2 separate regions of the Mus musculus genome follow, and region 1 is linked to region 2. A link is a loop called in an ENCODE intact Hi-C map of the cell type or tissue named here. Cell type or tissue: gastrocnemius. All regions are shown on one strand. Each heading gives the region's core, and the rest is flanking DNA. Links, peaks and the distances in the headings are about the cores only. Region 1 holds the start of Skil (SKI-like). Region 2 holds the start of Actrt3 (actin related protein T3).

Evidence for each region. Peaks named below come from ENCODE experiments on the same cell type or tissue, not always from the same donor. Only the 100,000 strongest peaks of a DNase experiment are listed, where the experiment ranks them.
Region 1: a loop joins it to region 2, with 6 times the contacts of the local background. A loop is called at or near these places in 3 of 42 quality-filtered maps.

The regions. Positions count from the first base shown.
Region 1 is chr3:31,084,583-31,099,392 of GRCm38, reverse strand. It overlaps Skil (SKI-like), which reads right to left and starts at 4,335. Exons shown (of 7, transcript NM_001039090.2): 1 at 4,236-4,335; 2 at 974-2,690. The coding sequence starts at 2,062. In gastrocnemius, for the core only: no CTCF peak of the experiment used is centred there; DNase peaks (open chromatin) are centred at 4,619, 5,164, 5,506, 6,055 and 1 more place; H3K4me3 peaks cover 3,551 bases; H3K27ac peaks cover 3,563 bases.
Region 2 is chr3:30,596,334-30,611,143 of GRCm38, reverse strand. Actrt3 (actin related protein T3) reads left to right here and starts at 11,274. Exons shown (of 2, transcript NM_029690.2): 1 at 11,274-11,488; 2 at 12,395-14,071. The coding sequence starts at 11,295. The coding sequence ends at 13,310. It overlaps Mynn (myoneurin), which reads right to left and starts at 9,057. Exons shown (of 8, transcript NM_030557.3): 1 at 8,449-9,057; 2 at 7,344-7,640; 3 at 3,314-4,107; 4 at 2,000-2,159. The coding sequence starts at 7,609. n-TVaac8 (a tRNA gene) reads right to left here and starts at 9,874; the gene lies at 9,802-9,874. In gastrocnemius, for the core only: a CTCF peak has its summit at 8,868; DNase peaks (open chromatin) are centred at 9,828, 10,192, 10,756, 11,244 and 4 more places; H3K4me3 peaks cover 4,492 bases; H3K27ac peaks cover 3,770 bases.

The DNA.
Region 1 (14,810 bases), core at 2,722-10,721, 490 kb before region 2:
TTAATAAAGTTTCTCCCATTAAACGGAAAGTGGTAGTTCAAAGGCAAGAAAAACTAATAATGGAAAACTTTAAGTTCTTAAAATGTAGCCCAGCTTCTGTTCTAAAAATTAATTACACAAAATTTACATGAAAAACAGCTCTAGAGTAACGATCAATACATTTTAAGCAGTGCTAGGTATATTACATATTAATTTCAAATCAAGTAGAAAAGTATATAAGATAACCATATTAAGGTTTAATACTTCAAACCTTTGTCTTTCATCAGACATTCAAACTCTTCATTAGAATCAAGACATTATCTTAGCCTACCAGACAGTACTGTGGAAGGGGTAATACTTTTAAGATTTCTTTGCAGATAGCTTTTCATAGCAGTATTTCACTAAATTGAAATAACCTTTATTCTACCTCTACATCACAAATGTTCAAAAGCATTCCTTTCTTTTATATTATAAACAAGATCTTGGTTACTAATACCAAATTACTCAGACAAATGTCTTAATTGGATATGAACACTGATTAATCCTCAATCCAAGCACAAAAACATCAAAAACCAGTGGTATTTCTTCAAAAAGCAATTTTGAGCCTGTCACCAGACAGGTTTGCAAATGGAGATTGCAAATGGAGATAACGCCACACCAAAGTGTGAACCATCTTGAGTCCCAGGCAACAGACTGAGTCAAGAAGCAGGATGTGTGAAAGAGATTGGCCAAAAGAATTCCCAATGCCTGCAGTTTTAGAAGTATCATTTTTGACTGGAGGCTCATTCTCTTATCTGTAAAATGGGAATAATCCTACTTTTCTCTCAGATGAAAAACTACAGGAAACATGGCTAAACACAAACATGGCACTGATGGGTCTTTGTTGTTACATGAACAAGCCGAAGCACTAGCTTCACAATACAAAGCTATAGACACACAGAATTAGAATACCATTAGTATTCAAAATCAACACTTAAAAAAAAAAGGAACTTGCCTTTGATTGGATTCTCTTTCCATTTCTCATGCTAAACTTCTCCTTCATTTCTTCTAAAATTATCTTCAGTTTCTTTTCTTCGGGTGTCCCTAGGTATTTTTGGTTCACATGAAGGTAACAGTGCCACTTGGCTGACTCAAAGCCCCAATGGCAAGTTCTCTTGTCAGGGGATCTGTGCGAATGCATGACGAACGTCTGGGGAGCAAACATTCCACAGCACTCCAGGCACTGGATACAGGGAGCGTCGGGCTGAACATAAAACTGAGGCGCAAAGAGACCCTGACATTTGCCCAAGCATTCATGTTCCACTTCAAAGGCACTGCCAGTTTCCTTCAACTGGGCCAGAGAGCTTTTAGCAGGAAGTATGCTACCATTTTGAGGAAAAGTTCGTGGCCGCAGTAAAGCATTACAGAGTCTTTGTGCATCGGTCAACGTGATCAGCCCACAGGATGGAGCATTAAATGGGAGTATCCCTAAGACCTTTAAGATATGAAGCTGGTCTGAAGTACACCTTGAACAATAGATGTACAGCTCATCACATACTGTGTTTATCTGCTGGAGTGAAAATTCTCGGAGGACAGAGTTTAAGACTTGGGGCAAACAGAGTCTCTTTTCTCCTCCAACTTGAAAACAAGAAATAGACTCCCCTTCCAAAAGAGTCTGAGTGAGCTCTGTGGAGCTATCAGAAGGAATGAGAAGAGGGCCGGGAAGAACCTGAGGAGAGGGAAGAGGCAGGAATACAGTCGGTGACATGCTCTCCTGGGAATATCGAGCAGAAAATGCTGCTGGTCCACCCAAAGAGCTCTGACTGCTTAAGTGGAATTGTGCCAGCGTGTGTTTCAGACTGGGGTTTAAATTTAAAGTTTCAGGTAGAGAAACACGGTTTCGCTTGGCGTGCTCGCCATCCGGCTCCACGGATGCATCTCCATAGTCATCTAAGTGCTCCTTCTTCACCTTGGTCAGGGTTTTCCCATTGGCATGAATGTCGGTCATCATTTTTTTCACAGGAGGACTGCCATCATCCTCCATGCCGTTCAGCTTTTTATTTGAACCCTGAACTAAGGAGAACTTAGACTGGAGGTTTTCCATGGCCACACTGGTGCTTTAAACGATTAAGTCTGCAACTGGCATGTTGTTCTCAGTTCCTAATCTGAAGAGAAAAGGGGAATGTATACAAATACTTATGACTCACTTAGAAATGTTTACTTTCCAAAGATGAATTTTCTTACTCAATAGATTGTACAACTCTGTTTTGGTTTAGCTGTACTTTAAGATATAATTGAAAATGCTACAAAACTTCTCAGTTTTGTTTGCTTCTAATAACAAATAAGAATATAATCGTAAGCACACTTCTGAGAAAATCACTTCAGGTATTTATATTAAAATAAAGCTCAATTCAAGAAGTCCAAAGTTCGGTGTAATGGTTGAGTTTGGTTGGTTTTGTTTTTTAAGCAAAGCATGTGGGAAGTTTATACCATGACTGTATCCTGAAACTACACCCAAACATGAGTTACAATGACGCAATGGGTTTAATTTTTGCCAAGAACACCAAAAAAGAAGAGGCAGGTATCGTCCCTGAAAATGGTGATCTGCTGCTCAGTACTGATAAACTGAAGACTCCACCTGAACTTTTATAATTAAAAATATACATATACTAAATGAAAAAGCTGTCCAGTTTTATCTTCAGGGATTACAGCTCATTCTTCTTTTAATTGATCTGGAAGAGAAAGGGGTGGGGAGTTACATTTGAATTAGCTCCAGAGGCCAAAGGGTCTGTTTAAAACCAGTTTCTTAATCTTCAACTCAGTTCATTTTACCAAAGGTAACACTTGGGTGGTTTCTTCCAACCTAACACCAGTTATCTAAAAGAAACTTCATCTAAATAGGAAGCAGTCCAGACGGTGGGTAACAGAAGCATTAAATAATGCCTCTCCAAACAAGGACGAGTACACAAATTTAGAATACGAATAACCAAACCTCAGTACCAGAGGCTTTCTCAACTATGCATGCCATTTAAATTTTAAAAAACAATCCTTTCTCGTTAGAAAAAAAAAAAAAAAAAACCTGTAGTTTCTGGTCTCCCCACCCCCCAAGATACATGTTAATATACCTACCATATGCAACTAAACTTCAAGTACATTCATACATACTATCTTTTTGGAATGAAGAAGAAAAAAAAACTTTCCCTTTAAAAGGTTAGCGAATTTGCCTAATGGAAGCCAAAAGCTGTAAGACTCCACGCCTGGAAATCTCCATCCATGAGCAAGACTAATCCGGGACAAAAAGCACAAGGCAGACAGACCTCACAAAGAATGCAAATGGAGGCAGAGTGGCGAAAAAGAGTATTCATCCACTTCCCTCCCTGGAGAAAACCCAGTAAAAGCCGACAAATAAAAAGCTTTGCTTCTAAACTCCCAGCAATTTATGTTAACACAAACCCAGAGAATTATGGACGAAAGCCACCTAGCCACCGTACTGTGACTTTCGCCACTACAGGGACACCTCAGCCAAGGCGAGCCAAGGAAAAGGGCAGAAGGCATGACCTAGACCAGGGGCGCCCCCACAGCCCTGCGCACACGCAGAGACACCCACTCATCATCAACCCAAAGGACAGGGAAGCAGGGGACTCCCGGCGTCTGGTGAGGTGAGAGGGGGCAGAGGAAGTAGGAGTCCTCCCAACCCCCACCTCTGTGACTGGGATCACCCTAAGTGCCCTCCCCACATCGCCCCACTGCGGGGGCCGCCGGTGGAAATACCCCACGCCCCCGGCCCGCGGGAAGTTCTCTAGGGTTACCTAGGCGCCCCAGGGCTGCGCCTCCCCCCACTTGACCCACCCTGAGCCGTGGCACCCACAGGGGCGCGGGCAGGTTAGGCGCCAAGCCCGGAAGCCCGCGTCGCCGGACGCTTAGAGCTGGGGCCAGCCCGGGGCATCCCCGCCGAGCGCAGACGGCCGGGGGATGGCGGCGATGACCAGGGTCCAGGTCTCCTGGGTCCCGGCGGCTCGGGTCAAGTGCACCGCCATCCCCTCCCAGCTGACCCGTCCCAGAATCCGCGAGGCCTGTACACCCGTGGGACCCCCGCCGCGCGCCCTGTGCCCGCGACCCCGCCCGGGACCCCCACGCATCCCGGACGCCCCACTCAGGCCCTCCGCGCCCGGGCAGACCCCCGGGCTCTGTGCCCTCCCCATCACCCCCGCCGCCGCCGCCTCAGCGCCCCCAGAGGCCGCACGCCCCTCGCGTCCCCTCGCGACCTGCGGCCGCACCTGTGCCCGCCGTCGCCGTCGCCGTCGCTCGCCAGCCGCCTTCGCTGTGCCGGCGCCGCTCCGAACCCCACACACATCGCTACACACAGCCTCTGACGTCACCCGGCCCGCGGCCCGCCCACGTCACTGCGGAGACACGGCTTCCCGCAGACGCCGCCGCCGTCTCCGGCCGCCCGGGGGACAGCGAGGGCGGCGGGCGGGGGAGGGGAGGGAACGAAGCCAGCGGCGCCGCGCGGCCCCGCGCCAGCCAGCCCCTCGGGCGCGCGCGCCGTCTGGCCTATTGTGGCTCCCGGCGGGCTGCACACTGCAGGCTGCGCGCGCGTCCCCAGCCCCGACCGGGGCGCGCGCCTGGCGCCTCGGCCGCGCACGCGCGTGCTCCCGCTCCCCCGCCCCCCTCGCGCGTACCCCGCGCTGCTGGCCCGGCGCGCCGTCTGGGCGGCTGGCGCACGGCGCTGTCTGCGGTGCCCGGCTCAGACAGGATGTTCCCTCGGCCCCACCCCCGCCGCCCTCCTTCCTTCCTCGAGTCGCTCAGCCGGCTGTCTGGGGCCGCCCTCGCCACGCCCGCCGCCGTGTGGCGACGGGCCAGACCTGGGGGCGCCCTGGCCGCCGGGCCGCCGCGCTGCGAGGCGGGGGGGGTGAGAAGGGGGAGAGGGGGCAGGGCGCGGCGGGCTGCACTGTGCGCGACCCCGGCAGCTGGCCGCGCCCGAGGTCAGGCTCGGCCAGCAGCCCCCCTCAACCCCCGCGGCCGCAGCTGGCCGCCCGGCCCCGCCCCGGAGGTGGCCTGCGGGTGGCTCCCCGCCGCGACCCCCGGGCTGAGCCCGCCGCGCAGACGCCCCCGCGCTGCCACCGCCCCCCCCCCCGCAGCGCCACCACCTGCCCCCGTGCTCCCCGCTCCCAGTGTTGCCACCCTCCCCCCGCCCAGTGCCGACGTCGCGGGGCCTCTCGCCCCCGTGGGGCCTCCCGCCGCGGCCGCCCTGCCAGCTGCCGGTGAGCAGCCCCGCCTGGCCGCTCTGGGGTGGCCTGACCCGGCCGCCATCGCCCCAGAGTCCGCGGTTTGCGCACCGCGGGGACAGATCTTGCTGCCCCAGCTGCTCTTAGCCTCCATAAGTGACCCATTCTGATTCACTAAGCACTTTGGTTGGTGTTTTCGGGTGTGTTTTTTTCTTTCTTTCTTTCTTTTTAATTTTTCCAGAGACGGTAAGAGGTGGAGGAAGATAACCACTTTCGGCTGCCACCTCGAACCGCCGGCGGGGGTGGGTGAGGGGACTTCCTAGCCAACGTATCCAGGATAGCTCGAATATTCAACTCTGTGAAGCTAGCCCGTCATATTTCGAAACACCAAGAAATCCCCTTTTCTCCACCCCACCGCAGGATCAGGAACTGAAATAGCGCAGCGAGTAGCACTGCGCAGACTTAGGGAACTCGAGCTTCGGCGACGGTGGCGCACCCCACCCCCACCCCACCTTTTTTTTTTCTTTTTTTTTTTTTTTTTCCTTTTCTCGCCGGGTTTATTTTACCGCTTCGGGGTTACTCATGTTTGGGTCTACATTTGCAGTTGTCCAATTGGGAATACTTTTGTGCTTGAGGATTTTTCGTCCTTTTTTTTTTAACCCCCACAATAGGTCTAACAAATGTCACCTCTCATCACCGCCTCCGCCCCAGCTCCTGTCGGCCCCCATCTCCGTGCTCCCAGGTCATGCCCCTCTCCCACCTCCTACTCGACGCTTCTTGACTGCCTGTGTGAACATGAATAATTCCGCAGCACTTCCCATCTGTTATTGCCATAGAGACAGAAGCTCAGCAAAGATAATGATGTTCTGTGCAGAGCCAGTGGGGGAAGAGCAGCATCTGCGAGTCTGGGGGAATAGATGGTCTAACCGCCAGAATGTTCATAAGCCCGACTGGAAAGCTGAGGCGCAACGCCAGGATAGTCCTGAGACTGAGCACCTGGCCTCCTTGCACCTGGCTCTGGATCTAACCAGAAAAAAACAAATTTAGAAACCAAGATAACTGAGGTGTGTGTGTCTTAAGCGAGTCTGAAACTGCAATTAATGCTAAGTATTTAGTAGTCATCTTTCCAGCCATAAAAGTAATTACTTGCTAGCATGGTCAAAGGCTTGAGAAACAAAATTAATTGGATAATAGTCTTTTTAGAAAAATCAAATACATTATCTTCCTGTTCTTTTGTCCTCTCGAGGAATCTGTTTTTGAGAAAAGGGTGGTTTTATGTATATCAATTGAGACACTAGTCACAGCCCTGTGGCTAGAGTCAATCAAAACCAAGCTTTGGGGACATTTTCACCATTGTTCTTCAATTACAAAATAAAATTCACTTTGCCCTTGAATTCCCTAGGTCTTGGCCTAAAGGTAAAGGTTGGATACAAGTAGAAATAAGCAGAGTCAATGTGCCTAGCTCTGCTGCGAATGGGTAGGCTTTTTCTGGACCACACTTTTAAAAGATTATTTTAGGGTTTTCAGAATTATCAATAAAATGTATAACATAAAATTAAGGCTTTGGATGTAGGTAGCCTGGTTGGTAAAGTGCTTGCCTGGCCTACATCAAGCCTTGGGTTAAACCCCCAGAACTGCATAAACAAGTAATCCTTGTTTTCAGGAAGTAGAGGCAAGAGGATCCGAAGTCATCCTCTTCTACATAGTAAGAGGCTAACCTGGACTACAAGAGATACCATCTCAAGGAAAAAAAAATTAAAGACACTGAAAGCAAATGACAATAGCCCTTTGTTCCAGAAACAGATCTAAACAGACACAGAAAATCTAGAGCTTAGAAAGTAATCATGGCGGTTGCAGAAATAGTTCACCTGTAAAGAAAGCTCCTTCGATACAATCATGGGGTCCTGCATTTAGCTTCCCCAAGACCTACATAAAACCCAGACATAGTGGTGCCCACTGTAACCCCAGCTCTGAGGAGGGCCGGAAAAAGGTAGATCCCCGGGGCTCACTGGCCATCCAGCCTAACTGGATCCGTAAGCTCCAGGCTCCATAGGTGATCCTGTCTCAAAAAGTAAGGTGGAAGGCTGAAGAGATGGTTCATGTGAGCCATCTTGTTCTAACAGGGATCGAAAGTTTAATTTTTAGCACCCACACAGTGGCTCACAGCGGTCTGTGACTCCAGTACCAGGGCGTCTGACCTCCTGGAACACCTAACATAAACGTGACACCCATACGTACATACATACATGCAGGCAAAACTGTTCTAAAATAAAATAAGGTGGAAAACTACCCAAGGACAATGTCTTCATCACTGTTCTAGTGCAGTGAAGAGACCGCATGACCAAGGCAACTCTTAAAGCCTTTAGTTGGGCTGGCTTACTGTCTCAGGAGCTTAGTCCAATATCATCACAGCAGGAAGCACGATGGCAGGCATGGTAATGAGGAAAGAGTTGAGAGCTACATCCTGATCTGCAGGCAGAGAGAGAAATACTGGGCTTCACGCAGGCTTTTGAAACATCAGAGCCCACTCCCAGTGACACCCTTCCTCAAACAAGGCAACAAGTCCTCCAGCAAGGCCACACCTTCACTGCCAGCTGGAGCGGAGCAAGACCTGTGTGAGCATGCCAGTGTTCTAAGAATTCCAGATGGTGGAGTGGGACCGGTGTCTGGTCCTCTCCTGTTACATAGTAAAGACTGGGACAAGATACCTAAATATCCCTTCATTAGTAGGTGTAGCTGTCTGGTAATGGTAGAATCCAAGAATCTACAAATGTGAAAGCAAACTCTGTTAGAGTCACAAGGGTGAGATTGGGAAGGCAGAGGCGTAAACCTGAGGCTTACAGCCGGAGAAGAGATACCCAAGTGGACAGATAACAGGAAGGGACAGGGTGTTGAGCAAGTGTTGGCAGTCTGGCTGGCTCCCTCCACTTCCAACAAGAAGCATCAACCTAGTCCAGAAAAGAGGCCATCAGCTAGACAAGGAGATGAGATGAAGGAACACGTGGAAACTACAGCCACATCTTGGTAACTATGATAAGTGTTAACTATCCATAGACCGTAGTGGTGTAAGGCCGGTGATAAACTGCAATCCAGTCACGTAGAGGAGAAAGAGGACTGTCCAATAAGCAGCTAGCAGACACCATCAAGGTCTAGTACTGGCAACACCTGCAGTGACAGACTAGTAATTAGTCAGAACTAACAACAACAGCTAACAAAGCAAGGCAGAGATGGGCAGAAGAGGACTTCAAATTGTGACATGCCCCTAATTGAACGTATAGACTGAAGAATATGTGATCATCTCCCAGGCTAAGTCGGGAGCTCAGCGTGTATTATGCTCAGAGGATTAGCCAATCTGAATAGGAATTTTTCTTTGTCTAGTCTCTGCCATGAGTTTTAAATTCAAAAAAAAGAAGAGAAAGGCCCTTAGGTGAACATCTTAACATGTCCCCTCTAGAGCTCATCTGACTAACCTTGCTGTGTCCCCTCTGGAGTTGCTCTTGCTACCAGAGCTCTGCTTGACTTCTGACATCTTTTTTCTTTAAGCTTTTCCCTATAATAAAAGGTACTTTTTAAACTCACTCTCAATCTCTGAATTTCATCCTTTGACTTCGAGAGTCAAGACCTCTAGCCCCTGACTCCAAGGAAGTTTTGTCTGACCCTGAGCAGAGAACTCTAAGCCCTGAGTAACGCACACCTTAGAGAGTCTCGGGTCAACTCAAGGACAGCTCTTCTCCCTGCTTCACTATGACTTGTTTAGCAGTGTGGGGCAAGGCTTTCCTTTGTCTTCATTAACTGATCTCTTATCACTTTTCTGGGCCTTTTAAATGAGATCCTGCATGCTGAGATTTATCAATGCTATAGACGAGGATCTTTGCCCAAAGGGGCGCACACTGAAACTTGCAGAATCTGGTGTCCAATAACAAACGTTTGGATCAGGGACACACATGGGTATTAATAGAAATAGTACTAAATAAGAGTACTCCCCCAAATGGAAGTGAGTCAGAGAAGAAGCAAAGGTCCTTTTAGGTCATTTACATAGCCCCTCCTCCTCCGGATCCCAAGGGCTCTTGAGTACCCTGAGACATGTAACTAGAGGTCTGTGGTTTCCAGCAGTCTGTCAGTCTATCATAACTCTCGATGACTCCCCCGGCCCCCACTCTCCCACCACTTTGACAACGACCTCTAATATAATATTAGTTACCAGGAATGGGAAGGTGAGAAAGGGTAGGGACAAGTGTGATTTAGATTATTTTATTTTTATAGTGGTGGGGGAAGAGAAGTAAATGTTAACAACAGTAAACAGTAATGAAGGTATATTTTTCCGGTGTGTGTGTGTGTGTGTGTGTGTGTGTGTGTGTGTGTGTGTGTGTGTGTGTTTGGTTTTTCAAGACAGGGTTTCTCTGTGTGGCCCTGGCTGTCCTGGAACTCACTCTGTAGACCAGGCTGGTCTGGAACTCAGAAATCTGCCTGCCTCTACCTCCCAAGTGCTGGGATTAAAGGCACCTCTGCCCGGTGAAGGTATATTTTTAAATATATCTTCTGCTCTGTTGAGGTTTGGCGCGTTGCTATGTATTGTAATGCTAAATTCTGTACCCAGAAGGTCTAGGCCTACGTGTGAATTCTCACGTTTACCAACTTTTGTTATGCAAACCTTGTTCCTTGACTGAAAGCTATTGATGAAATAAAATTGGTTACTGGAGGGATTAGAGGCAGGTGGGTTTTGAGTTCCCTGGTTGTGGGTGGAGAAGAGAGAGGAGTGGGAAGAGGAGAGAGGTGGACCAGGGGCACAGGGACAGGGGAAACAGCAAGCCCCTGGGTACACCCGTGGCAAGGCAGCCAGGCCAGCAGGTGGAAGAGTAGACTACAGGTGACCCACCAGTAATTGTCAAAGCCAAAAAAAATAACCATAGTCTGTGTCTCATTTATTTTTAAGCTAGTTGGGGACAAGTTTAAATTGGTCCTACTACAGAAGTCAGCTGTAGCCTTGAATCCTCTTCCTCTTTTCTTGCTCCCCAAGGACAGTAGAACCCATATGAAAGACTTGTTAGCAGCTGGGCAAACCTGGGAGGTCCTCCACCATGGCCTCTTCCATCTTGTTTTCCTGTAGCTTTTCCTTGATGGCTTCCTTAGAGGGGGAGGAGGGGAGGACGGGGGAGGGGGAGGGGGGGTGTGCTTTGCCTCCCTGCAGCCCTCCCTTCCTGTCCTTTTCTTTGCAGGATCTTCTCTCCCATATTTGTGCAATGCTGCAGTCCTCTGCAGCAAGAATTCCCTCCCGTCCTTGCCCAGGCTTTCTTCCCTGCATGGCCTCTCCCTCCTACCTGCCAAGTCAGTACTGGATTAACAAGCTCCCAGTTCTTACTTTCACGCCTTAAAAACAAGCAAGCGATTGAAAAGCTAGCCTCCTCCCCTGGATAGTGCCACGGCGTGCTTTTTATTTTTTCCCAGGTTTTAACTAAACCTTATAAAACTGGAATGGGAAGAGGAGAAAACAAAGAAGGGACAGCCAAAAAGTGAAAAGTCTTATTAGATGTTACTTTCCAATTAAGAAAAATATTGTTTTATGCATATAAGTTTTTACCTGCATGTGTACCTGTGCATCATACGCAAGCCTGGTACCTGGAGAAGCCGGAAGAGTGTATACGTACCCTGGAACTGGAGTTACAAATGGTTACAAGCAGCTTTGTTGGTGCTAGGAATCAAACCCCAGCCCTCTAGAAAGAGCAGCCAGTTCTCTTGACTACGGAGCCATTTCTCCAGCCTCCAACTTCCCAGTTTTTAAATGAAGGGGAAAAAAGTCTAAAACCAGGGTCACAGTCACGTTAAACTTATGTCAATTATAGGAGTGGCAAAAGCGATTAAGAAACTTGGCAAGGTGTGCGTGCCTGTGTGCAGGCACATATGTGTGTGCCCGTGTATAGAAGCCTGAGGTCAACCTCAGCTGTTCTGCATCAGATGCCAGTCACCTTGTTTATTGAGACAGGGTTGTCTGTTGGCCTAGAGCACACATCACTACACCAGTGTTTGTCATTGTTGTTGTTGTTGTTTGATGGGCTCTGTAGATACACTCATGTCTTTGTGTTTGTAAGGAAAGCACTTCACCGACCTACATGTCTCTCCAGCCCCATAAATCAAACATGCATCCTTGATTTGTGCTATCTGAAAAACAGGGGGACCATTCTGGGCCCTATGCTAGTGCCACATGATAACATGCCACCTGCAGGTTCCGCACATTCATTTACTCCTCACACCAAGAGAAGGTTGAGGGAGAGGTGAGGTCCTCTGCTGGGCCCCATCAGTCCTAGGTGGCAAAACAGGAGTTAGAGCCATATGCTAATGACCAACAACAGGGCTGTTTCTGTTTCTCATCCCTGCCCTCTTGGTGAGCATTCAACTAGGGGATAAGGTATTAGGCAAAAAAGGCAAATCCTGAAACTCCCGGGTTGGGTTCAGGTTTCCTCGCCCTCTGAAAGATGCACCCTTATTATGTACAGTGCACTTCTTCTTTGAGTTCCTTTTTGCCTTTTTTTTTTTCTTCCTGTATAGATGCTCACTGGGGTGTGCAGATCCTGGGTGTGAGTGCTTGTTTTAAGAGCTAGGTTAATCTAGCGTGATATTTTATTCACAATTTTTTTTGCAATAAAGTAATTTTCATTAAAAACTTAAAATGAAAGACAGTATCTCGCTGTGGTGCCCCAGCTGGAAGGTGACTTGTTATGTAGATTAGGGTGGCCTTGCAATAATCCTCCTGTCTCTGACACCCTGAGAACTGGAATTACAAGTGTGAGCCACTTGTAATGCTTATTTTATAAAATGTTTTGTGGTTGCTGTTGTTTTTTTATTCTGCATCTTTGCATTTCATTACATTACAACTTAAAGACCGTACATTGAAAAAATGATAATTATTAAGATTTATATAGTGTTTACTTTTGCTAGCTCTATCTTAACCACTTTACATTTAGTGTAAATCTAATTGCCATGACAATCCTATGAAGTAATAGCTATGATAATCCCTTTTACAGATCAGGAAAGTGGCACAGAGTTGTACTCAAGATTGCACAGGTTGGTAAATTTTTACCCTTGAAATATAAAAAAGTTTACCCTTCTTTGCTTTGCTTTTTTCCTTTTCTTTTTTTCTTTCTTTCTTTCTTTCTTTCTTTCTTTCTTTCTTTCTTTTTGTTTTTTTGGTTTTTTGTTTTGTTTGTTTGTTTGGGTTTTTTGTTGTTGTTGTTTCGTTTTCAAAACAAGGTTTCTCTGTATAGCCCTGGCTGTCCTGGAACTCACTGTGTAGACCAGGCTGGCCTCCAACTCAGCAATCCACCTGCCTCTGCCTCCCAAGTGCTGGGATTAAAGGCGTGCGCCACCACTGCCCAGCTATCCTTGCTTTTCAAATATGAATTATAGGCAAAATAAACTTGGTTATATTTTCAAAAATGATACAGGGCAGGTGAGATTACTCAGGGGATAAAGGCACATGCCCTGTCTACCCATTGACCTGAGTTCAATCCCTGGAACCCATGTGAAGTTCAAAAAGGGGCAAGCTCCACGAGGCTGTCCTCTCGATCTTTTCATGTGTGCATGGTACACACACACACACACACACACACACACACACACACACACACACACCGTAATTCTATTCTCCTGGCATCACATGCTTAACCTCCCCAGAAGACATGACGGTTTCGTTGCCATATAGATTAAGCAGAAATGTTTTTATTAGAAGGAAGGAAGTGTTCTTGGTAATAACTTTGATTATTTGGCTCTAACCCCTGCCCCCCCCACCCCCCAATCAATAGGCCATTTCATCCCCACTTGTTCAGTGAGGAAACTGATGCTCTCTGTTCCTCAAGTGAGTTCTTCCATTTAGTCAGTTGTCTACATCAGACTAATTAGTCACCTGGCAGCAGAGTCCTGCTGTAATGGAACATGGGTAGGGAAGCTTCCATCAAAGGAGGCTATGGAGACAGACTATACAACCTGAGAAGGGGGACTCAGAGAAGGACCAGGTCACCAAGGATCGGAGTGAGAATGGTGGTTGCCTCTCATGGGCTTCTCTACCCCCAGTGCCCCTTGCTTTGTTTCGATATGATTTTTCCTTTGTTTTTCGAGACAGGGTTTCTCTGTGTAACAGCCCTGGCTGTCCTGTAGCTCCCTTTGTAGGCCAGGCTGGCCTCGAACACTCCACCTGCCTCTGCCTCTCAAGGGCTGGGATTAAAGGCTTGTGCTACCGTGCCCAGCTCCCATTTATTCGCCTGTCCCTTTCCCACCACCCTCTTTAGCCACATAGCCATTTAAAAAAACAAAAACAAAACCAAAAAACCCACAGAGCTTCATACAGCTAAAGTTAGCCTTGTTCTCAGTCACAGGGAATCGGAGGAAGACTGCACACATAAGCCACCCTAGGCCAGGGGGTACCTTGCTAGAAGCGTTTGGAATGAACACTGAGAAATACAGCCTCAGCCTGGCTGGTGTGTTGACAAGAGCTTTGGGTGGTCCTGTTTACTGCTATGAGGTAGAAAGTCGTCAGCTAAGTTGCCACGTGTGGCCAAATGAGGCAGATTTGGGGGGAAACAGGTAAAACTCAGTGTTCACGGAGAGTAAATATATTGTATATCCAGGGGCCATGCTGATTTCATGCCTTTGGGTGCTCCTGCTCCCCCAGACCAAATCCAAGTGACTTTCTGCTCTCTGCAGTCTGCGGAGTCCTAAGAGGCTGGGATCTGAGAAGGACCTGGAAGGCAGCAGTAATGACACTACAAAGGAATTCTTCTATTTGCTCCTTCCCCCCATGGGCACTTGAGTCAAATGCAGGGGGTTCAACCAGCAAGCCTACCTTGGTGCTACTCCCAACAGCGCTCTTTGCTTGTGGTCACAGAAGAAACCTATCAGCATTAGCAAGAAAGAGAGCTGTGTTGCCCAAACAGAGCCACTTACATTGAAATGAATGAAAGTAAAAACCAAATCTCTTCATCGCATACTTCAAGTAGGCAAGTGGCTCTGCTGAACAACACAGAGGACACACCGTTATGTCAGGAAGTTCTCCTGAATGATGTTGGTTTTGAGATGCCTACACTGAAAAAGAAAGCATGAGGGTTGCCCAGAGAGCTTGCAGTTAAAAGCACTCACCACCCTTGTAGAGGACTGACTGAGTTTGCTTTCCAGTACCCATACTGGGTGACAGTACCCATACTGGGTGACAGTACCCATACTGGGTGACAGTACCCATACTGGGTGACTCACAATTGCCTGCAACTCCAACTCTGATGGCCTCTCCTGGCCTCCACAGTCACCTGCACGCATATACACACAAAAACACAGATATGCACACAAAATTTTAAAAGTAGAGCCTCTTAAAAATAAACCCATGAATATCCTGAAATACTTTACATTCTTGGCCAAGGGCAGAAGAAATGGAATGCTGTGTTCTATTTGGTCTCCTTTTGGTTTTCTTTGAAAAGTGTTTCAGAAATGCTATGGGGTGACTGTGCACTTAACTGACCCAGTACCACTAACTATGTTCCTAACTCTTACTCCACGTAGTAGCTTAGAAAAATGAATATTGTAATGTCCTCCAACACCCCTGGTTGTGTTTTCACCCATCGTGAAGTATTAAGAACATTACAA
Region 2 (14,810 bases), core at 4,567-12,566:
TTCCACCACATCCTCTCTGGCATATTTCTTTGCCTCATCAAAGGCCCACAAGCTATGAGGCAGGAGAGCATGGCCTGAAGCCTCTAGAACTGCCTGCCAACACGGGCCCTCCTTCTTAGGCTAACTGCCTCAGAGTGACAGCTGGGGACATGGAAAGAAAGAAGAGTGCCAGGGAGGCGTCCTCTGTGACTGCCTCACAGTGTGGTTCGGACACTTTAGAACTTTATGAGGAATTAGAGAAAGTTTAGGGATGCAGGTTAGAGATGTTCTAGAAGACTCCAGCAGAGCTCCTTGGACCGTTCATAAAAACAAAGTCCTGACAGAGATGTGCACTGCAGCCAGGGATGATAGGAAATGTCAATGACTCCAACATTCATGGCGCCAATGCGTGAGCATTCAAAGTCTGAAGATAGCTATATGACGGAAGGGGAGGCGGTGTCAGGAAAGACATGCTTAGTACTAGAAGGAAATAATGCCACTGGGAACTGAACTTGAGAACAATTTTGAATTCTGGCAATTACCTTGTTTACATTTTATCCATGCCCCGAGGCTCTGAGCTTGGTCTAAAGATTTAAATTTTCCAGTGGAAGAAATTTCAAGGCTGCATAGTACACAGATGTTTCAAGCATTACTGGCTACTTTTAGCTAGATTTACAGTGAGCAAAAACAAAGTGGAAATTTTTGAAGAACTTAGAAGTTTGGCTTGAAAAGAAGTAAGTAAAGCTGGGACCAAGAAGACTTGGTTGAGGAATATTTAGCAAAGGAAAAGTAAGTCAATGGGCTGGGAGCACAGCTCAACAGTAGAGCAATTGTCTAGCATGTTGGAGGGCCTGTGTTCAGTTCCTAGCACCATAAAGCAGAACAAACAAAAATCCTCATCAGCGGTATATTCTTGTTATCCCAGCTCTCAAGAAGTGAGGTAGGATTTTGGGTCTGCAACCAGCCTGGGCTATACAGCAAGATCCTGGCTCAAACAAACAAAAAAAGTAGAAAACTAGCCAAATCCTAGTCATCAAAAGTGACAGGGTGTGAAAATGCGTATTCATTTGGTTTGAGAACCTACTAAGCTCCTTGCCTGCATACACTGTTTCCATGTGCTTTGTCCAAGGTCAGCCACATAGGCACTCAGAGTCTACTGTAGCCACTGTTCACACACAGGCCACGGCTACTACTTCCCCTGGGAGACTGTGGTAGAGCTATCTATCACAGCAGTCAGGAAGAAGAGGCCGAGGAGGAGCATGCAGGGAAGGCTGGGGCAAGAGGCAACAATGAGAATCTAGGGAAACAGTTCTTTAACCAGGTCTCAATACGTAAACTATCACCCCCTCTAATTCTCTGATTAAGTCAGAGCCACTACCCTCACAATCACCTTTGAAATGTTACACACTGTTACACTGGGGACTATGCCTTCCACAAATGGGCATTTGGGAGGTATCTCAGATCCAAACAATTTTCTATCTCCTGCTGGAGATGCTCAAGCACACCCCAGGTGAATGCACTCAGCCATCTCTAAGGTTCTCCAGGCTGCATAGCTTCAGGACCTCTCAAAAGTTCAGGTCTAAGCTGAGCCTTTAACCCCAGAACCCCAAAGGCAGAGGCAGGTGGGTCTCTCTGAGTTCAAGGCCAGACTGGTCTACAGAGCCACTTCTAGGACAGCTGGGGCTACACAGCTAAATTCTGTCTAGAAATAACAACAAGAACAAAAAAGTCCAGGTCTAAAGTCTCAGAGATGTGGGCAACTCTTATAAAAATCAAAACACAGTTTACACAAATTGCACAATACAATTTCCATTCCAAAGGAGAGGAATGAAAATGTAAGGAAGATGAGACCCAGATGGACACCTGGTGGACAAGCATCCAACTCTCTTGTTCCACAGTCAGCACACTGTCCTGTGAGGCTTACCCTGCGTGCTCTCTCTGTGTGCTCACAGAAAATGCACTGCTCATTAGATTGTAATCATTAACTAACATAAAGGTCAAACGACTCATTTCCTTTTACCTTGCATGAATCTTGAGGTTGCTAGAAGTTGCAAACTGTAAATTGCACACATCACATTTATAGGGTTTTTCCTCACCATGATGCATGCGACTATGGAAGACCAGCTGGCATTTCTGAGCAAATCCTTTATCACACAGTTCACATTTATATGGCCTTTCCCCTAAAAAAACAATAACATTTATATTAGGAAGATATTAAGAGCAATGATATCATATTAGGAAAAAAAAAATCCTGTTTTACTTGCTAAAATCATAAAGTTTGAAGGTTTTTAAGAGTACCAACAGTACTGGTTTTTGTTTGCAGAAGATGGTACAACTTCTAAGTAACAAAAACAAATGGGATGCCTTTCAAGACTACTGAAAACACTAGAAGCAAAGAAATCAATCGTAACAGTGAAAGGTGATCAGCAAGAAGAATATATAAAATACAAACCTAAGCAGAAAGTCATGCAAATCAGAGGTAAACAGAAAAGCTGAGAAAGAAGGATCTTCAAAAACCAATGAAATCTAGGAGCATGTAACGGGAGGTGGTGGTAATATGTAAAAATTGGCCTGAGTTTTAGTATTTAACTCTGTTAAATGTTTAAAACCTAGAACCAAGCAAGGCGTAACGGCACAGCTCTATAACCCTAACTACTCTGGAGGGGGGGCAGGGAGACTGCAGATTCAAGATGTCTGAGCAACATAGCAAGACACTGTCTCAGAATAAAAAGAGTCCTATTGGGGAGGGGGGAAGGGCTAGCTTAGTGGTAGAGCGCTTGTGCAGCATGTTCAAGGCCCTCCGTTCAATCCCCAGCAGGGGCTGGGGTTAGGACCAAGTTTATGCATATTATGAGAAAAGGGTGTAAGGACTAGAACTCAAACGTCAATTATAACAAAGAGCTACTAAATACTTGGTTACAATCACAAATAAAATTTTAGGATTCTAATGTTCTCAGGAGGCAGAGGCAGACAGATTTCTGAGTTCGAGGCCAGCCTGGTCTACAGAGTAAGTTCCAGGTCAGCCAGGGCTATACAGAGAAATCCTGTCTTGAAAAAAAACAAAAAAAAAAAAAAAAATTAAAAAATAAAAAAGGATTCTAATGTTAAAACCTTTTACGGTTAAAAGAATATGGCAGCCTTTGTTTGTAAGCAATGAATGTTGTATGCTAATGTCATCTGTATGGGCTGAAGATAAAACTTAGTAGGACAATGCGTGCTCACTTGAGGCCCTGGCTTCAATTCTCAGTGCCAAAACAAAACAGAAAACACAAACAGCACTAAGCCACCACAGCAGGAAAACAGAACAGTGGCTCTTCCCAGGAAGCAGGCTTACCTGTGTGAGTCCTCACATGCGTCTTTAGTTGGTTGCACTGGGTAAATGCCTTTCCACACAAGTGGCAGACGTAGGGCTTGACTCCTTTGTGTATTCTCATGTGCCTTCGCAGGCTGCTGGCTTCCGAAAACACCTTCCCGCAAGTGTTGCACATTGGCTTGGCCTTGGAAAACCTTGCATCCAGCTCTTCCCCGGCGTTCTCCAGCTCATATGGACTCTTTACACTGGCTATGTTAGACATGGAGTGTTCTTTCAGAGCACAATGTGACTGTGATTTCCGACGTTTCCGTTTGACTGTAACAGTTTGCACAATATCTTGGGTTGGAAAAGTATTTTCCACAACCGAGGTCAACTCAAGTTCTGAACTGTCATTTCCTTGAATGATTTGCTCTACTACAGGTGAGGACAACTTGCTCGTCTCTAGGAATAATTCCACAGACGCGCTCTCTAGAACGTCACTGGGGTACTGCACTGCTTTGCTCTGCCCTGGTTTCTGAGAACTGAAGGCCTTCTTCTTCTTTTTACTTTGAGACGATTTCTTTGTCAATGCCCGTGGTTTAGGGTTTGCCTGAACTGAGTCCGTGGAGACTTCTGATTTCTCCCGATTGTTATAATCTCGCAGGGTAAGAAGACAGGCCTGTTGATTCAATTCGATGTTTCCAGTAATACTAGATATTTCGGTAGAAGAGGGACTAGCAATGAAAGCGAAATCCTCCATCTTTATTTTACATTTAGTTACTACCTCTTCTACTTTGAGATAGTCAGCAGCCTGATGGATTTCTTTAACATTCCAACTGAAAAAAAAAAAAAACAGGACAATGACAATATTCTGATCAAAAAAAAAAAAAAAAATCAAAAACAAAACCAGAAACAGCTGTACTTACTCAAATGTCTCTTAAAGATCTAATAAAGCAGAATGCTGAACATTTTTAAACTAAGTAACTAATTTATAGAATGTAACTCAGAATGTTTGAGTAGGTATCTCCAATTCTGATACTGAAAAGATGAAAAGAATGTAGAGTAACAAAATATTTTTTGTTACAAAATATATTTTCTGGCTGCTTAGAAAACAATAACAAACAAACAAGCAAAAGACAGACACTTGAATTGAATTTAAAAATGACTGCTGGGTGGTCAGGAAGCTGGCTCAGCGGGGAAAGCCTAAGCCCCAAGGGGCCCGCCTGAGAAGGCACTGTGACCGTGCACATGTCCCATCATCCCAGCACTCTCCTGAAGATGGCAGGCAGAGTCAGGCCAGTTAACCAAGAGAGCCATACAGCAGCAGAAACAAGACCCCATCTCAACAGGATGAAGAGAGAAATGAGTCCCCCAAACTGGTGTCTGACCTCTACATGCGTGTGGTACACATGTGAGCATCCTGCACTGGAGAACACACATACATTTGTTTTACTTCTGTTGAGACGGTATCTCTTTGTAGCTTTGACTAACCTGAAACTTACCATGTAGGCTGGACTCAAACTCATAGGGGTCACCTGCCTCTCCCTCATGAGCCCTGGGATTAAAGGCATGCACACTGTGCCCTGCTATTTTTTTTTTTTTTTTTTTAATGTTGTTGGCAATACCCTGCTTCCTCCCATTCCCTCTGAGGCTTCCTCAGAAATCAATCAACTTTTCTGGATTGGCAACAGAAAGAGTTCAATGAAAACTGTCTCCTAATCTTCTCTTCTGCCTTCGGAGGTACTTTTAACTAGGTTTCTCAATCTTTGCTGTGAATATGAATCATGGAGAGGTCTTGTTAATAAAAATGGACATTTAGCCATCTATGAGAAAGTGCCAGAGAGCCCGGAACTGTTATGCACTCTCTACTAAGAAAGGTGTTCCAGGATGTTCCAATCAAGTTAAGATTTTTTTTTTTCACAAATAGTTAATGGAAAAAGAGACCAGATGGAAGGCAGGTGGCTTGTGTCTACAATAGAGCACTCTGGGGACTGTATTGAGGCCATCTTCAGCCACACAGTGAGTTTCTGTCAAACTCACACAGTGAGATCTTATCTCAAAAAAACCAAAAAAGAAAACATAAAAATTAAAAAACTCTCTCAAAATCCACTGATCTGCAGTTAGTATTAAATACTCTATATTCTTCAGCCCATTCAATTCATCAATTATTTACCAAATTTTAATTATTGTGGAAGATTAACTTATCTCTGCTCATTATCCCAATACAACAATTCTAAAACATGAATACTTCCTTTTCAGAAAAAAAAAAAAAACAAGAGGTGTTTTGATCCTAGCATGTATAAGAAGTGTACATTCTTATTATGGGATAAGCTGCAAGCTACAAGGAAAGGATCTTAACTGTGTACAGGCATACATCTGTAGAGATGGCCTGGAAAAGGATGTGTATGAAAAATATTAATAGTCCTAGTCAGTAGGTGGCACAATCTCATGGGCGTTTTTCCCTTCCAAGTTTCCTCTAAGAAATGTAGAACTGAAGAGGGCAGAGAATAAAGACGATAAAATATAAAGTAAACAAGTGTTTGTTGCCCAGTGGGGGCTTCAAGTAACCTTTCACTCAGTTTTTACAATAATACCAATATAGTTACTACTATCTCACTTTTATGAGGCGATTAAGGCTCACGGAGGCCTTTAGGTGACATATGATCAGCCAATCAGAAAGACACAATTCCAATGTCTATTTTTTTTTTTCCTTCAGTAAGTCTGGTTAGCCCAGAACTCAAAGAGACGCACCTGCCTCTGCATCCCAAGTTCTGGGTTAAATGCGTGCGCCACCCCGACTGGCCTATAAGTCCGTTCTACCAGCCACTCCCCTACTTGTGCGCATGCTTCTATTAGAAATGAAGGAAAGAAGGCAAGCATAATCTGTCCAGATCCTTTTTGCTTCTGCCCTTTCTACTTTTCTCCCACAACTAGGAATGTATGACTATCAGCCTAGCTTTTATACAGAGGAAACAATATATCTCTATTATAAGACTCTGAAGAGCCTACTTACTATAAAGGGGCAGCAATAAGCATCTTTTGGCATAGTCTGTGTGTGTTCCTGTGCACACATGCATGCAGATGTGTGTGTATTTGTGTATGGAAGCCGCAGACGATTCTGCGTGTCTTCCTCTGTTGCCCTTCACACCCTATTATATGAGACAGGATCTTTCCCTGAGCTAGAAGCTCCCAGATTCTGCTAGGCTGGCTGGCTGGCTGGCTGGCAGGAGGGCGGGCGGGCGGGCTAATGAGCTCCACCCCAGCAGCACTGGTATCACAAAACTGCTTTTATTTGGTGGCTAAGGACCCGAAATCAGGTCCTCATCCTTGCACGGCAGGCACTTGACCAATGCACCTCTGGAGCCCAACGGTTAAGACCCTTAAGAGAAACACAGTGATGCCTCTGGCTTGATTCAAGCTTTGGATAGGTTGACAACGGGAACAGACTTAATGCTACTTGCATTTCCACGAAGTTACTTTCCAGAACCACAATCAGAAAGTCCTGCACGTTGCCATTTAAATATGAGCACTAGAAGGCCATGAGGCCATGAGGCCTGAGGTGGTTCTTCAACAACTCTACTCCAAATACCCTAGAAGCAGCAACGGACAGAGACTGTGTGAGAGAGGGCCTGAGGGACATGAAGACCAAAGGAAAACCTACTTTAAATTCAGAATTTGCAAAATTGAAATAGAGCCTTTTTTTTTTTTTTTTGGTGAATAAGTCTGTCAGATGGAATTCTTGACTTTAATGTGTATTGTTTGTTTGTTTTTGTTTTTTCAAGACAGGGTTTCTTTGTGTAGCCCTGGCTGTCCTGGAACTTCCTCTGTTGCCCAGGCTGGCCTTGAATTTATTAGGTCCTGCCTGCCTCTGCCGCCCACCACCAGCTTTAATGTGTTTTTTGTGCTTACCAAACATCTTTTCATCCTCAACAGTTCTACTGAAGCTATAGTGTGTGTGTGTGTGTGTGTGTTGTGTAACAACACTGAGAATGAGCATGGAGAGCAAACTGGAAAAACAGGAATCTAGCTCTAAAGACTAGATTTTATAACTGAATAAAAACATGTACTTTACCTGTCGAGATTTAAAGTTCCTGTATATATAAACTCCAACAGTTTCTGAAATCCGTCAGCCTTCACCTGACTCTGATCAAGAAAAACATTGTTCTCAGAAGTGCTTCTGTAGATCGCCCCAAAATACTCACTAAAGGAGGCAAGCACATTCCTATGCGCCTTAAACTGGAATTCTCCAATCACTACGGTACAGTCGCAAAGAAATCCCGCTTCCCGTTGCTTATTCAGTCTCTCTAAAAGGTGCTCACAGTGGTGTGAATACTGCATTTTGCTAGCAGAATGGGATTTCACCCTTGATCTAAAAAAGACAAGAAGAGACGGTGAACTGATAGCCGTAAGCTTTCATCAAACATTCACCCATGCAGCGGTAAGGGAGTGTGGGACAAAAGACTAAACCCAAAGAACACAGCTCTTCCTTTGCCTCCCAACCCCCAAAAGCCTCATCGAACACTCGTGGTGATTAAATGCTTTTCTTTGTTTTACTGCACTAGAACACTAATGCAATAAAAGGCAGTGAAAAAAACAAAAACAAAAACAACAACAACAAAAAAAAACATGTCACAGTTGTAAACAGGGCCGTAAAATCCTAAGCTTCTAGAGTTGACCCCTCAAACTTTTAAGCTCCAACAGGCATCTTTACCTGAAGGTGCTTAAACAAATAGACTAAGAAAAGCCTCCTTGAAACAGGATAAGAACACGATACGAGTTGTTCCCATTGCTCTCTGATCACTGAACCCTGTAAGCAGAGATGGTGAGGTTCCAAGCTCCAGGCAAGTGCAAGGGGGCGGGAACGCCCCGACCCGCTGTGTCAAAGGTTCCATCACTCTCCGGAGGAGGACACACCCCTTGCCTGCCCGCTGCTTGCTTGGCAGCGGCGGAGGGCGACAGTCCTAGCCAGTCCCCGGCCACCGCTGCCTTGCACTCCCAGCTTGCACTCCCGCGAGTTCCCACGGCACCGGCCATGACTACATATACCGCGGACGCTGCCTCTGCCTAGACACCCTCCTCCGCCCCGAATCGCGCTCGATCTCCGAGGCGCCGGACCACATAAGACCCCGGGATCCCAGAACGCAGGGACGACAGGCCAGACAGAGGGCGGCACTCACCCGTAGCCGCCCAAGGGAAACAGTTTCTTCACTCTCTCACCGCCATCTTGGGAGGACGTCACTGCGACGCTCCGCCTCTCCCTTCCTCCTCTGCGATAGCGTCACGTCCGGGTGTGTGGTCCATTGGGGACACCGGAGATAGGACGCTAAAAGTCTACTAGGGCCGGCGAGCTGGGTCTCAGAGCCCTGACTTCCCGGCATGCCCAGGTCTCCGGATCACACCTCCTTGCTCACTCGCATCCGGTGCGAGCTGCTCACCTTGTCAGCCCGCAGCTGTCGGCCCAGATTCTGGATGGAGACCGGGCTTGAGTGCAGAGCCGGCCTCTCCGGGAACCGCGCTGCGCGCTGCATGCTGGGAGTTGTAGTTCTTTTCCTCGCCTGTCATCCTGTCTTCATTAGCGCCCCTCCAGTGGAGATGACTGTGTTGTGCACCCTGGTTCTTGACCGGGGCGAGTGGGAGGGATATGCTTAAGTCGAGACCAATCACTCCTTCCTCTTTTGCATATCCGAAAGCTCTTGGGACCCCCAGAATTCTGTTTGAACCGGCTCACCAAAGCTCATCTACCAGAATGCCCTTACCTGGCAACAGAGATGAGATGTTCGAAAGCAAAGCAAAGCAGCAGGGCACACTGGGCATGCGCAACGTGGGAGGAAGGTGGGCTTTCTACCGGAAAAGGTTTTCCTACGTCTGAACCAGAATAATTTTAGCACAGTTATTTACCTCGAAATCAGAGTTAGTGCAGTAAAGGGAGAAGAGCAAAGTTAAGTTTTGATGTGTTCTTCCCTAGAACCTGCGGACGTCATAAATCTTAAAAAGCACAACTGAAACGTTTGTTGGTATAAGTTACGTTTATGCTTTTTAAGGAATTTACCTGTGACTTTATTTAAAAGACAGTCTCAAAAACTCTGAGAGTTTTTTCCATACCGGAATCTTTTTGCTTATATCTCTGTGAAGAATTTGTGAATAAAACCACGAGTCGTTTTTATAAGAAAAATGTTGAGGCTACTTTTTTATATGTCTGAGTATAAATTTCTTTTTAATTTCATCTTTTTGTCAAACCCTTTCGATAATGTGTTAATTCTGAAATATTTAGTGAAGTTGACATATAAATTAAGAACAAAATTTAGCCTGACAGGAGGGGGGGGAAATGGAATCTCGAGGGGAGAAAACTGAATACAGACATGCTTCAGAGGCTAGAGATTGGGAGAATGCCTTCTAGAATCAGTAGCTACCTACTTCATCAGCCCTTTTTGTTGCTGCTCTCGTCTGTGTGTTGGGGCGTTTGTTATCAACATTAAAACAGCTGATTCAAGGTCGTTTCTTTAATGGGCGGGTTACCGTTTTAAAAGATATGTTTCCGCCCGGTTTCGAACCGGGGACCTTTCGCGTGTTAGGCGAACGTGATAACCACTACACTACGGAAACTTGGTTGCACTGGTGTGTTGAAATGTTCTTCTTATGTGATGTCGTCATATACGTTTCACACCTGTTTAAGGTTTATGCATTTTTCAATGAGGAGAGAGAAAAAATATTAACAAAGCACAGTTAACTTAACAGGCTGAGACTATTTAAAAGTTTGAACTTGTTTGCAATTTCTTTTTCTCCCTTCCTTCCTTTCATTCATTCTGTCTTTTTCTTGTTTTGCTAAGCCCGGCGGGTACACCACTAGAGACCAGCAGGCACACTTAGTTCCTGGCCGAATTTCATTTTTTTTCTCATTTTAGACAGGTTATGCTTTCCTCCAGCTGGGAAGCAGCGGCGCGCTGTAGCCAGGGCCTGTGATTTGGCGCAGTACAGTGCTTTGGCGGGTTTTGGTGGAAGCACGTGTAAATTACCCTTTTCCCCATCCTGCTTCGAAACCAAAGCTTCTATTTGTGTGCTGTTTTAAAGCCCCTAAAGGATGCGCGAAACCAGACACCAAGACGTTCATTTTTTGCTGCGCAGTGTACTTTCTTTTTCTGAACTGAACTTCATAATGATCTAAGGCATTTATATTCTTACCAAATGGCAGACATGTTCTTATTCCTAAAACATCAACCTCAGGAAATGAAAATTAGCTTCGGAGGACCTAGAGATATAATCCAGAAGATGAAGAAAAGGATGAAATAAGGGGGGAAGGAGGGGGGGGAAGAGGGAGGGAGGGAGGGAGGGAGGGAGGGAGAGAGAGAGAGAGAGAGAGAGAGAGAGAGAGAGAGAGAGAAATGAACGGAGAAAAGAAAAGGGGAAGGAGGGGAGCCGAGCATCCCAGAACTCAGAGCCTGAAGAGGGGAATTCCGCTGAGTTCGAGGGCAGCCTGTGCTAAAATGCACCATCTTACAAAACCCAAAAGGTTTTGCCTTTTTGTGTATATCTTTAGAAAGGACAGGAAAGATGTAACGTTGTTTACTTTACTATACAGAACATAAACTCGTTTCACACCCCAGCACTCCCTGAAATTGATCCTTACAGAAGCCAGGCAGAGCCTTCCTGTAGCGATATTTCCAAGGCCGGTGTTAAGGGTCTTCCTCCAGCTTCCCACTCGCCCTGGAACACTACTGTTAACCACAGTGCAAGGACTTAAGAGAATTTTTTTTTAATAGACATTCAGCGTGTTTGAGAAAGGTTCTTGCAAATTGTTAGATTTCTATGTTTTGCAAGGGTAGCCCGGTTTTCTGGTATTAATGCTGAGAGCTTCCAGGAGCAGCGGTGATGCTCAACCCATGGAAAGCGGTCGCAGGAGGCACCTCACTCATGTCATGCGGGCCAGCAGATGGCCGGGTCCTCTGTGACGCGACATTACCAACACCTGTCACCGCACAGCCTGGGAAGAGCGGTCTGGAGGCGCAGATGCAGCAGCACCAGCGGCATGAGCGGCTACCAGCCACCAGTGGTGATCGACAACGGCTCGGGAATGATCAAGGCGGGCCTGGCTGGGACCCGGGAGCCCCAGTTTGTCTACCCGAATATTCTGGGCCGGTCCAAGGGCCATACGGCGGACAGCAGGCAGGAGCTGTGTGTGGGTGATCAAGCGCAGGAGCGCAGGAGCTTCCTATCCATCAGGTACTGCGGGACTCTGCAGTCTTGGGGGCTTTGTGGAAGTGGGTGGAGAGCCCATAGCTAAAGCCACCCCGAAAGGACCAGGGAAGGAACCCCAAGGCCACTCCTTACAAAAAACAAAAACAAAAACCCAAAACAAACAAACAAACAAAAACTTCTGTTCTCTATACACAAATATATTCAAGCATACAGTGGCCGTTCATGCTAGATGTGCCTGCGTAAGAATGTGGCTTGACGTGTGACTTTTGTCATGCGGTGTGGTCTCTTGAACTATTTACAATTATACCAGAATGTGGGAAGTTTCCAACTTTTTGAAGTCACATTCTCCAAAGAAGAGAAAAAAATAGCCAAGCAAAATGACTGCAGAGAAAAGTAGCTGTGCTGTTTACTGGAAGTTACTTTGTCAATTACAGAAAACAATAATGATAAATAGTCCCCTTGGATGCAAAGGAACAGAAAGGTAGAATTAACAGTTTCTATTTAAGAATGGTAGCCTTCACCTTCAATCGGGTAAAGGCAGGGGAGTCTGTGCATTCCAAGCCATCTTGGTTTGCATACTGAGTTTGTTTTATTTGTCTGTCTGTCTGTCTGTCTGTCTGTCTGTCTGTCTGTTTATTTGATGTAGAGTTTCTCTGTGTAACCCTGGCTATCCTAAAACTAGTTCTATTGTTTGGACTGGCCTGAAATCGTAGATCTGCCTGTCTCTGCCTCCTGAGTGCTGGAGGCAAGTGTCATGGGTTCTAAGCTAGCCAGCACAACATAATGAGATTCTGTCTCAAAACAAGAACTATCAAATAATAATAATAATAGTAATAGTAATAATAATAATAATTTAAGCCAAATCTAAAACCACCATTAGCAACAACCATAAAAGCACAAGACTTATATATTTTATTGTCCTCCCTCCAGCTATCCAGTGGAACGGGGTCTCATTTCCTCCTGGGGGGACATGGAGATCATGTGGAAGCATATCTATGACTACAACCTGAACCTGAACGCCAGTGATGGCCCGGTCTTGGTTACAGAACCTGCGCTGAATCCACTGGCAGACCGGCAACACATCTCCGAAGTGTTTTTTGAGAATCTGGGAGTCCCTGCCTTCTACATGTCCGCCCAGGCGGTGTTGGCTCTCTTCGCTGCTGGCTTTACTACTGGCCTGGTGCTGAATTCAGGAGCTGGGATTACTCAGTGTGTGCCCATCTTTGAGGGTTACTGCCTATCTCATGGTGTAAAACAGCTAAATGTGGCAGGATCTGACCTCACCAGCTACCTCATGATGTTGTTGAAGGGTGATGGTATCATGCTGCTTAGAACCGGGGACAGGAAGGTTGTTACAGACATTAAAGAGAATGCTTGTTATGTGGCGATGAACTATGAAGATGAAATGACCAAGGACTCTAACCTAGAGAAAATATACACCCTGCCTGATGGAAAGACTGTCAAACTCCATAAGCAGTTATTTCATTGCCCAGAGGCCCTCTTTTCTCCATATCTTGTGAATGTTGATGCTCCGGGCATCGACAAGATGTGCTTCGGCAGCATAATGAAATGTGATACAGATCTCAGGAACTCCTTCTTCTCCAATATCATCCTTTCGGGAGGATCAACGTCTTTTCCTGGTTTAGATAAGCGACTCATTAAGGATGTGGCAAAGCTGGCACCTGCCAATACTGCCGTACAGGTTATAGCTCCCCCGGAAAGGAAAATATCAGTGTGGATGGGGGGTTCTATTCTTGCCTCCTTGTCTGCCTTCCAAGACATGTGGATCACGGCTGCAGAATTTGAAGAAGTTGGACCCAACATTGTACACCAGAGATGCTTTTGAAATGCAGACAGAATGAAAAATAAGAATGCTTTGAGTGTACATAACAAAATGCTTTGGGTGTTCTTATTTGGGGAGGGTGAAAAGCATTTCTGTTATTGGGATGGGCCACTTTCTTTGTAAAAATGTTTTTGGTAGTTCTGGGAATTGGACCTAGAGTCTCAGGACTGTTAAGTGCTCTACCACTGAACCATATTCCCTGCTGTCTTTTTTACTTGTGTTTTGAGATAGGATCTCCTGCTAAATTGCCTAGGCTGGATTTGAGAGCTTGTAACCCTTGTGCTTCAGTCTCCCAGGAAACTGGAATTACAGGTTGCAATTTTGGGCCTGGCTTTCTTGGATTCTTCTGAACAGGGCAGGAAACAATGTAACAATAACGGTGGGTGTTGTAGGAGATGAGCCACAGCTCAGAAATCGCCACAGCTCAGAAATCGCTGAACCGGTCCTTCTGCTGGGGAATGGTTTTTATTGTGAATGTGATAGGGAAAAGAATCCAGACGCATCTGGAAGAGTTCGAAGCAGAGAGAGAAGTAGACTGGGCATGGGCGAGGTAGTCTGCAAGACAGTGTGAGAGAGCGGGGATGGGGGGGTGGGGGTGGGGTGGGGAAATCTTGCAGATTCTGTCACGCCCAAAAGAACCTGGACAGATGGCCGTCTGTGGTGCCTAATCACATATCCCCATTGATAAGGTGGGACTGCTCAAGGTCATTGGGAAGTTCCGTTGGGATAAACGTGTTTAAAGGTACATTAAAATGCAACAAAGTATTGGGGTTTATTTTCAAAAATTAAAGAATTTCTGGAGGCAGGCAGTTACATGTTCAGAGAACATGCTGAGATTCTGAGCTGCTGCTAATAGATGCCATTCCATCAGGGTGAACACTTCTCTATTGGCCCTACTTTTCTGATTGTCTGTCTGTCCTTTCTCCATTCCCTTGCTGGCCCTAATCTGGACTCTAGCACCCCTTGAGAAAGGCAGTAGTATGTCATCTAGTTGAAATGACACATTCTCTACAGTGTCCAGATGACATCTTTGTGCTAGCCAGAGCATTATATGGGACAATGGGTGACCACTTGACTTATGAGGGGTTTCCTCATTTGCTCGTTATTAACACTTATTTGTTTGTTTGTTTGTTTACTTATTAGTAGAAATCTGCTCTTACCTTCTACCACTCGGGTTCTACATGGTTCCATGGTGTCCACCCAGACCCTGTTTTTGTCTTCTGGGATAGTTTTCACAAGTGTTGTCTAGACTCCACTTTGTCTTTGAATCCTACAGCTATGAGTCACTGGGTCAGTTTGTGCAGTAGTATCTTTCGGTTTGTCTTTCTCCGTTAGTAGTAGTGCTCTTGGAAGGGGCTGAGAGTTTTTGCTTTCCATCTCTTTCCCCTTCCATTTCTTCGGTGGTCCTCTGTTAGTGGATATGTAGACACCAAATTGATCAGAAGCCCTCCCACCCTGTAGAGAACTGCAGGGGAAAGGACCTGAGCTGTGAAAAGGACGGGC